2 separate regions of the Mus musculus genome follow, and region 1 is linked to region 2. Evidence: chromatin loops called from intact Hi-C (ENCODE). Cell type or tissue: heart. All regions are shown on one strand.

Region 1 (5,000 bases), 110 kb before region 2:
ATGCACCATTAAGCAAACTGCATCTTTGCTGTACATGTTTAAAGCATTAAACTAATTACGATGAGGTTTGGGTTTTAGTATATCCGGCATATTTAATCTTTTTAAGAGCCTATCAAGTTGAATCACGGGACGCAACTTGTTTATGCTATAAGCAACAACATGCAATATTAACAAAGCACAATATCCTAGCTTAATTAGAAAAAGTCTATGTGATCTTAAATACATTTAGGCGTGTAACACCACATAGCTCTAATGTGAACTTAGATTTAATTATATTTGAAACTAATTTATATGACTTGCAACATTTTCTGTTCTTCTCCATCTCTCTGTACAGAATGTTGCACTAATGGTCTACTTAAAAGTGGCCTCTCTGGAGGATGATGAGGTACAGGATGGAGGCAGAGTCTTGATGGTAGGGAGAAACCCTGGCTGACATGATCGCAGGCTGGAACCCACCCCAATTTGATTGCTGGGTGGAGTTCATCCTGTCGTGTCAATTCTTTGAACTGTACCTTACAAAGACTCCTCTCATCTGGCCCCCTCCAATATATTCTATGGGCAGAATAACTTAGAGAGAAAAAGCAATTTTTCAATTCCCTTCTCTCCTCTTCCTCCTTTCCTTCTCTCCACACTGCTAACCCTCTTTGTCCTCCTTACTGTCTCATCTCTATCCTTTTATTTCCTTTCTATACCTCTCTCTCCTTTTGTCTTTCTTTCTGAGAGGATCTATGTTGCCCAGGCTGCCAGAACATCTGTAGTCTTTCTTTCTGTCTCTCCTTCTACAAAGCGCTCTGATTTCACATATGCACCACCACAACAAATCTCTATTTCCTACCCTTAACATTAACTTGAAATTAGGCAGTTAATGACCAGAGAAAGCATCTAAGAAGTCAATAGAGGCTGGCCTTGGTGTGCTTTCAGGCTATTAACTCTCTTTTTTGTGCCTGGACTTTGGCTTAATGCAAGAGAAATCTTTAAATTCCAAAACAAACAAACAAACAAACAAAGAGACGGAGTAATCGTTTTCAATACTCAAAATACATTTTGGCAGAGAAGTTCACTCTCTGACTGGTTGAGTATTTGGCAGAGAAGTTCACTCTCTGACTGGTTGACTAACCTTTACATTCAGCTGAACCTATGAGTGAAGGTGAAGCAAGTTCATTTATGGAGAGCAGAAAGGAGTCACCGCAGAACTGAGTCTCACAAGCAGATCAAAGGAGATCAAGACTACTTACCTTCACAAATCGTGACGCCATTCCCAGAGTACCCCTGGCTGCAGAAGCAGGCTTCCACACCATTGTGCACTTCGCACTTGGCATTGGGGAGACACGTTGTCTTGCTGCAGTTTTGTGTGTAGGAACAATTCAGCAAAGTGGAGAAACCCACTGAGGAAAATCAAGACATAGACCTTGTCAAAAACAGCAGACATCTGTCCCACCCTTGTGCTATAGACCAATACCCCCCAAACGCTCTTATTCCCTTGCCTTTAGAGAGATAAATTATAATAGTCCCTCAAATGACTCTCCTAGCTAAATCACAACAGAGAAATGACCAAGCCTACAGATTACGGAATATAGCATGTAAATTTTAGTAAAACTAAAACATGCTGGAGAATCCAGACTTATAATAAAAACCATGAGCTCATCATGTCCTGGAAACTCTGTATCCCTCTTCACTGAGGTGAACCGGCTACCTCAGAAGGTGTTGCCCCCCAGCAGAGCAGCTCACTTCTCAGGCTCTGGGAGTCACCCTTCTCTCCAGAATCGGGGTAAATTAAACACTTGGGTCTCTTCAAGACAAAATCGTTTATTTTTAAGATGTCACTTGTCACATACAGGAGAAGAAATGCACCAGGTCCCTTCCATGCTATTCGGCAATTGTCATTCTGCTCTTTTTACGACAAAAAAAAAAGTCTCTTACGTTAACTTGCATTGGAGAAATTAAACAATTCAACACGGTATGGTAAGATTGTACTCAGCACAAAACTGTGTTCTGGGGACTGTTAGGAACCGATAAGCAAAGGCATAGAGTGTTTCTTTTCACTGTCTTGTTCCAGGCCCTCTTAAGTGTGAGCTTGGTAGGGAACAGGGATGGATAACAAAGCCATTGTTCAGAAAACAGTTATCTTAGATAAAAGTGTCCTTATCTGGTACCAAGAAATTCCTACACTGTCAATTCTAAATCCCAGCCCTACATAAGACTATATGTACTTCCTAAACCTGAATTAATTTGCCTTCAGAGAAGTGATTTATTATCTGTCCCCGTGCATCACCAAAGCCAGGTTTTTGTAGCTTTAAAATGTCAGGAACTTTCTCTCACGCATTTGCATCTTAGATTCCCAGGTTTCTTGGGGCTGGTCACTAGAAAGGTCAAAACTGAGACTTCGGGGACTTTCGGGATTTCTCCAGGAAGAAAAAAGGTAATAGTCTTGAGCTGTGGGTTGCAAGGTCGAGAGTGGAAAGGCCGAGCAGAAAAACATCCTGTGAGAGCCTGCGTCTGTTTTCCTTTGGAGACCTTGCCAGACACACTTGACACTTGAACCCCAGCTAGTGAGAAAGCGCTTTCCCTGGTTCCCCGCAGGTGGGCGCGGTGCAGCCTCCCAGCCCAGCCCAACTCACCTAGAAGCGGGAGGAGTCTCATTGGAAGCCCCGGAGCTGGCGGCAGAGCGCTCTAGGCTAGAGTGCGGGTCTGTCCTGGAGCTAGGCAGGCACCGCAGGGTCTCGCTCTGTCCCCTGTGACGCACAGCTTCCTCCTGTCACTTTCCGGCCTCTTTTGTGTGAATGTGTGCACGGCCCAGACTCTGCAGGCCACGTCCGTCCGGCAGCCAGGCCCCTTCACCCAAACAGCCTGGACTCCAGTCTCAGCCTGTGGCCACAACTCCCTGTCAGATTACAGATGGGACTGTGGCTTCATATTGCTCATGGAGCAGCCACCAGTGTCCTCACAGCTTGTGCACTTAGATCTCACAGACCCATTGGGAACTCCTTCCAGCAGAGAGCACATCTCAGAAGGTTCCTGACTGCCTATCTATTCCCTGGTTTCTGTCCTGAAAGGAAAAGAGGCCAAGATTGGCAACAGGGTCTCTGTCACATTTTGTTGTTGGTGCTGCTCAGTTTTAACCCGATAGGAGATTAAAGGACCGAAGAGAAAAACTGTGGGGAAAAAAAGTCAGCTTCCCACCCAAAAACTGCGGAAGCACAAAGTATTCTTTTCTCTGTCAAGTCCATTTCACCACTGCAGCCCTTACCCATCCTACCCATCCGGCGCCTGTACGATTTGCGCATTACATCCAAGTTCCCTTTACTTGTTGGTACATGAATCTCCTGTGTAAATGACTATCTTTCAGGCTGGAGAACAGAAATGGCAGAAAGATCATAGGAGCCGGAGATGGCGGATGCCAATCACACAGACTGTGACATCACACACAAGACCTGCTCAGTTTCAGACCAGACATTGGACTCCAAGTACTACCCCTAACCAAGAAGTTACTTGCAATTTAATCCCCTGGAAAAGGGAAATCAAGATTTTTTTCAAAGAATTGTCACAAAGTATATCAGCCACACTGCAGGGCAGGCCCCCATGACCAAGAGTTGCAAAACCCACCACCTGTTATTTTGTGGGCTTTTTGTTTTGCTTTGTTTTTGGTAATTTTTGGTCTTATTTTGTTGTTGTTTGTTATTTGTTTTGGCTTTCATTTATTTGAGTGTGAAAGAAAGGATAAAATTAAGTTCAGTGGGCAGGGAGATGGGAAGGATTTGTGAGGGGTTGGGGGAAAAAAAGCATACTCAAAAATTCAAATGAATGAATGGATGAATAAAGAAATAGGCATTTACTCAAACAGAAAAAAACTGATTCTACCTTAAAAATTTAAAAGTAACTTTCAGACAAATTAATTTATAAAAGTGGAAAGTAAACATTGACCTGAAGTTGGGACAAGCTAGGAGATGAACTGTGAACGTGATCAAAGGGGATTCTGGGGCTACCCACATGCCACACGCCTTGACTGGGCTGGTGATGACATGAATGCATCTGTGTGAATGTTTATCAAATGGAATGTGCAAACTTGGTGCCCTGCACCGTGTGCAAGCTAAGAAAACTGCTTGACGGTGATGTAAAGAAATAACTGAAGTTCATTCCATCAGCACACACCGTTTTCCGTTATGAAGTGGGGGCATAACCCTGACACATCCAGTGTTTATCTGATGACTGCTGAGAGTCTACATTGCATGCATAGTATCCTCCCAAAATGAGCATTCGTGTCCCTCAGCTCCATGGAACATACAGTGATGAGGGCTCTATTGAAACCAGTCACCGAGGTGCAAGGAAAGCTAACGGTTGGGTGGCCCATCCCTTGTCCTTCACAGTGCTCCCGAGACACTTCCAGCTTAATTTATGGCGAGCAAAATAAATAAATGTGTAAGTTAACAATGTTCCTGAGAGTGATCCCACCACATGTGAAGCAAATGAAAACCAGAATGTCATGTGACTGCCCCAGACTGTCATGTGACTTTCCCCGCAACCCCTCAGCTAGCCCGGAAGCTGCTCTGGAAGGTAGCTCGGGATAGTTTGCTCCAAGCCTGTGTTGTGGGTGGGTGGTCCTGACAAAGTCTTTCTCTCCTGATACTTCCCTTTGTAGATTGTGTCAAGAAGGTGGAACTATCAGACAGTGCTAGTCAGGGAGTTTGAAAAGGTGATTATTTAAGTGATTAAATTTCATGAAAAAAGTGTTTACTAATTTTTTTTTAAATGATTTCTTTATTCTCTTTTTCTTTCTTTAAAGCAATGGGTAAAAGTAATATAGTAGAGAATTCCAGGACTATGTGAACAATGAAGCCCAAGGAGCTTTCTTTCAAAGGATAGGAGAAGTCTGCACATAGTTGAAGAAACAGCCAGTTATTGCCTGGGCAGGCCCTGCATGCTGAAGCTGAGACATTGACATGTGGATTCCTGAAAGAAATCAGGAAAAGTCAGAATTTTCCCACTGATTTGGTTGGGCCATG
Region 2 (5,000 bases):
TGCAAACTTTTAAGGCAATTATTATATATGTCTATGGCTAACATAGCTGAAGGTAAACTGGGACTTAGAGCAGGTCAGAAAACATACCTGTTCTTTAAGATTATTTTAAGTCTCTCTTAGTTTCTTTAGGTCTCCATTGTATTTTTTGTATCTTTTAATGCTAAAATTTCTACTACAATTTTAGATTTTAAAAGGATTCATGACATAAATATCATAAATGATAGGCTGGTATATGTTTGTCCACACTGGGCTTTGTTTGAAGCGAAAGGTGGAGGGACAGTGTACTGTGTGTAAATGTAAAATCTCAGAACTCCTAAGTGTTGCAGGAAGGGTTCAATCCAAGGACGAGAGAAAATGTGGGCCTCTTCCACTTCGATTCTTATTGTTTATTGATGTTTTCCTTTTATGTCTCATTGTTTTATTAACTGCATTTATTTTGGAAAAAAAATTGTCATTCCAAATTTAGAGTTTTCATATCGGAAGAACCATGAGCGTTGTGAAATTTGTTAAACATATGTAAAGCCACTTTACGTTCTTTTAATGTGATTTGGCATTTTAAGGATAAAGTGGGGCTAGCAGGAGATTTGGAGGATGTGACAGACATTTAAAAGAGAAACCTGACTGGCAATATCTAAGTCGAATCCTTCTAATAGGGTGTAATCAACAGAGAACTTAAAGTACAGAAAAATCCCAGCCAACCCAAACACGGAGTCCTTGTTATAAACTGCTGCAGAAATCACATTTCTTACAGAAGTCAGCAAAGAGTATGCAAAACCACAGGTTTTTTCTTTGCCTTAGTATCAATGGCAAAGTTTATCTCAATGAAGTCACTAGGAGTTTTATTTTCCATTGATAACGCTTCTGCTGACCTAGCTGCTTTGGACATCTGCAGCATCTCAAAGAACTAAAGATAACTGAATGAACAACCGGCGATCCTAAAGCTGGCTCGATGCTTGGCAAAGAGGAGCATGTGTCTGCATGTGCTTGTGTGTGTGTGTGTGTGTGTGTGTGTGTGCCTGTGCATATACACTTGTATGTGTGTGCATGTGTATGTACTCACATATGTTTATCTGTGTGCCTGTATGACTTTAAATTTCCTGTGTTTGTGTCTTAATGTGTGTAACTGTGTATCAGAGTATGACTAGGTTTGTGAGACTGTGTGTGTATGTGACAGCATGTATGTGATAATGTATAAGAACCATGAATGTGCTACCTTGTGTGTGATTGTGTGTGTATGTGAGTGTGTTTCTTCATTTGTGTAACTATGTGTCAGAGTGTGGTATATGTGAGTCCTCATGTGTGTAAATATGTATTGAGTGTGATTGTATAAGTGTTATTATGTGTATCTGCATGCATGTGACTTGTGTCAGTATGTGACTGTAAATGTGTTGTATTGTGTGACTGAGTGTGCGATTTTGTGTATGTATCTTCATGTGTGTGACTCTGTCAGAGTTTGACTATATTTCTTACTTTGAGTGTGTGTCTGCAGGTATATGACTCTGTCAGAGAGTGTTTTGTGTGTTCTATTACTGTCTATGTGACTGTATGGGTATGCGTCTACATGTGTGTAACTGTATGTACATGTGTGACTATGTATGTATGACTCTGTGTGATCGTGTGTATGTGTGTGGTTTATTTTTTATTATATATTTTCTTATTTTACCCTAGTGAAACCTTCTGGAACTTCTGGGTAATGGATAGTTGGAAGCCTTACACAAACACACAGACATACACATACACACACACAGACACACACACACAGACACACACACACATACACACAAGAAAAATATATTCCACATTTTAACAGGATTAAACAGTGAACTAGGTGTACCCTAACTATGTGTTGTTCAGTATACATGAGCTGTGATTCCTGCCACGTGTACACTTTGGGACTGGAATGGATAGCTGTCATTCCCTTATGTTTAAGTGGAGGACAGAATGACTGCATCTCTACACTGCCATTTTTGTGGGGGTTAGCTGAAAATGTCACAGGCAGTTCTTGCCTTGCATTTCCAGCTGTGCTCAAGAGCTGTGCAGCTGATGGCGTGGCTTGGATATTTTTTATTTTGTTTGCTTTTCCACAGGGGCAGCCATGTTGCTAGTGGCATCCATCCGTCAATATGACCAGTTTTTTCTTAGAAAATACATGCTGTGTTTTATAATTTTTTTACATTCTTATTAAGCAATACTTCCAACTTAGTTAAATATATAAAATTTATAAGCAAAGATTGAAGTGACCATGTCTAACACTATAGGAGCTTCCAGAAAATCTGTTAAAAATTTAAGAACTTTATATATAAGTAAAAATATAGAAATAAATTATATTTTATTCAAGTTAGTCATCTATGACTAGGCTATGACTAGGTATAGCTTCTTTGAATAGTTTTATTTTTTCATTTTTCACACTTAAAATTTTTCAACAACATAGTTTGTAATTTAAGAACATTCTTCATGCTACAAAACACAGCTTTAGAACACATAAGCTTTTCCTAGTAATACAAGCAAAAATACACATCCCTGACACTGACAGGCATTGCACCTCTGCTAAAAAGGTTTTCATCAGGCAGTCTATCCTGAGGATGTAATTAAAGGTCAGTCACATGAGACTCTGTACCCTCATATTTAACCCTACTGAATCACGTAGGAAATTAGGGCAGAGTTGATTTCCTGTAGCCACTGAACAATAAAAATCCAGAGCCAGCAGACTTAGGCTGGCTTTCTATTTTCAGAGTGTGCTACTCAGCCGAGTAATCAGCCCAGGGACCACACCCAGGTTGCAGAGCCCACACCAGGCTTCTGGTGGCCTGTCTATTGTTTGACAAGGCATTGAACAGGTCCTCAGGGTAGGACATCCTGATTAACAAGGGCACTGGAACACGTTTCAGGGTTATACCTTATTCACTAGAGGATTAAGGTCCTTAATTCTCAGTCTGAAAATAAACAGTCAATGTTATCCGTATATGGAAATAAGAATTTAAGATCATTTTTAAGCTATAGGTAATCTCCAATTCTAAACATCATTGTTCTCTGCAAAGGATCTGTCACTGGTAGTGTTTTTAAGAAATGTCTGAAATATGAGATTTTAAGATATCAACAAACTTCTCAGTAAAGTTCTAGAAATATAAAATACGACAGACTCTATAAAAGAAGGGTTTCATAGATGATGTGTTGTTGGGATGTTTATTTTAATGTCCTTTTCTTTTGCCTGACACTCCTACAAAGAATGTTCTGCAGGAACCTGAAGAGAAACCAGGCCAACGGAGCAGTGACTTCAGAGGCTACAATATGAAAGTCAGCAATCTGAGAGCATTAGAAATTAAAGCCAGGGGAATCTGGAAGGTTATGGGTGTCACTGGCTCCTTGTCAACACTGGGCAGTTACAGGAGGCACTTCAGTGAGAGATGGCTTCTGACTCAGGGTTAGACTAGCTCTAACAACAATAGACTTTTCAAAATTGGACTTGGGGAAAGAGAATACAACGAATGAATAAAAACAGGTATGTTTTACATAGCACATGTGAAAACTAACACCTTGAAACATACCTGTGGATGTTCCTTAAAGCCACCGAAGAATAATCTGAAGATTAAAGACAAAGAGGATATGTTGGCAGTTAATGGCTCCTTGATAAGCGTGGCAGTTTCTTTTAGTGATGTAGTCACTGCCCCTGTAGACAATATCTTGCCCTCCCTTGGCCAAGAAACTAATTAAACTCAACAGGCCATACACACTGGGTTGAAACAAAAGTAGAAAAGAAGAAACTTGGTGAGAAGAAAGGTGAGGGGGAGGAGAATGAAAGGGAACAGAAGAGGGGTGAAAATGACTGAAGTTTATTATATAAATGTACAAAAATTTAAAAATTGAAGACCAAATTGCTATTAAATTAATGGTCATGGAGATGAAGATTGTGTCTCATGAAACTCTGCCACCTCCTGCACACCTTTTGTTTTTCAACAATCTCGCCAATACCATTACAGATTTCCTTTGTGCAAACTGATTACTCAATTTTAAAAAGAATTCTCCGGGATGGTTAGTGTTTTCAGGCCTAGTGCATGGCTTTTCTTACTAGTTTCTTAAGCTAACTGTGCTAATTTTCTATGTCCTATATTTCTTGTTTTATCAGGCAGTGTCAATGCTGGCTGTACAGAGAATGGGGCACTCTCCAAAAAGCCTTCATCATTTTGCCCAAGAGAGTTTGGCAGGCATTTTTCTGAAAATGCGATGATATGTAGCCTTATATTGTAATCTTGAGTTTGCTACCTTTATTCCTTCACCAAATTACAAAGTTAGAGATCGTTTTATAGAGTAAGTGATGGAAATTTCTTGATGCCCAAGGCAAGAAAGAAGCAAGGGATAGGTTATAAATTCTGAGCACAGGATGGTGGTTTTCCGTACAGTGAGGAGAGGAGCTTGAGTCATTCAGTTTTGTGGTCATGGAATCTTAAAACTTGGACCAACCTGGTACTTCCTATGGGGTTAAACTGGCCTACAGGGTCCTACGTGTAGTTGCTTTCTCAGTTGGTAAGCACTAGCATGTATTAAGAATTTACATGTGAATCTCAATATACCTCATTGTGTGCATTTGACAATAAGATCTATCTTTCAAAGGCTTAAAAGCTAGTAGATTTTATTTCTCTATTGAGCTTCACAAATAATTATTTTTCTTCATGATTTTTGACATATATGAACGCTTGAGGTTTTTCCAAATTACCCCTAAGACTGTGTAGCAAGCCAACATGCAAATAAGTCACTATGCCAGGAACCACAAGTAGAGAGGGAAAAAATCTTTTAACTTGTTAATTTATAATACTTTTTAAATTTCAAAATACAGATTTTAGCACAAAAATTTTAAATAGTTTATACACTGCAAAAAGCTATTTCTGGGCTCATTTCTATACTCCACAAGACACAAAGTAGATCAAATGTTAAAGTCACACAATATGCAATGACTTACACAGTCTGTTAATATGTGTATATAATTGTGCCAATAAATGAACAAA

Evidence for each region. Peaks named below come from ENCODE experiments on the same cell type or tissue, not always from the same donor. Only the 100,000 strongest peaks of a DNase experiment are listed, where the experiment ranks them.
Region 1: it touches region 2 in a loop (4-fold over the local background); 6 of 42 quality-filtered maps call a loop at or near these places.

Annotation. Positions count from the first base shown.
Region 1 is chr3:151,435,623-151,440,622 of GRCm38, reverse strand. Adgrl4 (adhesion G protein-coupled receptor L4) reads right to left here and starts at 2,741. Exons shown (of 16, transcript NM_133222.3): 1 at 2,619-2,741; 2 at 1,236-1,385. The coding sequence starts at 2,640. In heart, a CTCF peak has its summit at 2,592; DNase peaks (open chromatin) are centred at 452 and 2,712; H3K4me3 peaks cover 1,002 bases; H3K27ac peaks cover 1,048 bases.
Region 2 is chr3:151,321,768-151,326,767 of GRCm38, reverse strand. No RefSeq gene overlaps it. Among named protein-coding and RNA genes, the nearest start is that of 4930555A03Rik, 30 kb to the right of the region's middle. In heart, no CTCF peak of the experiment used is centred here; a DNase peak (open chromatin) is centred at 2,767.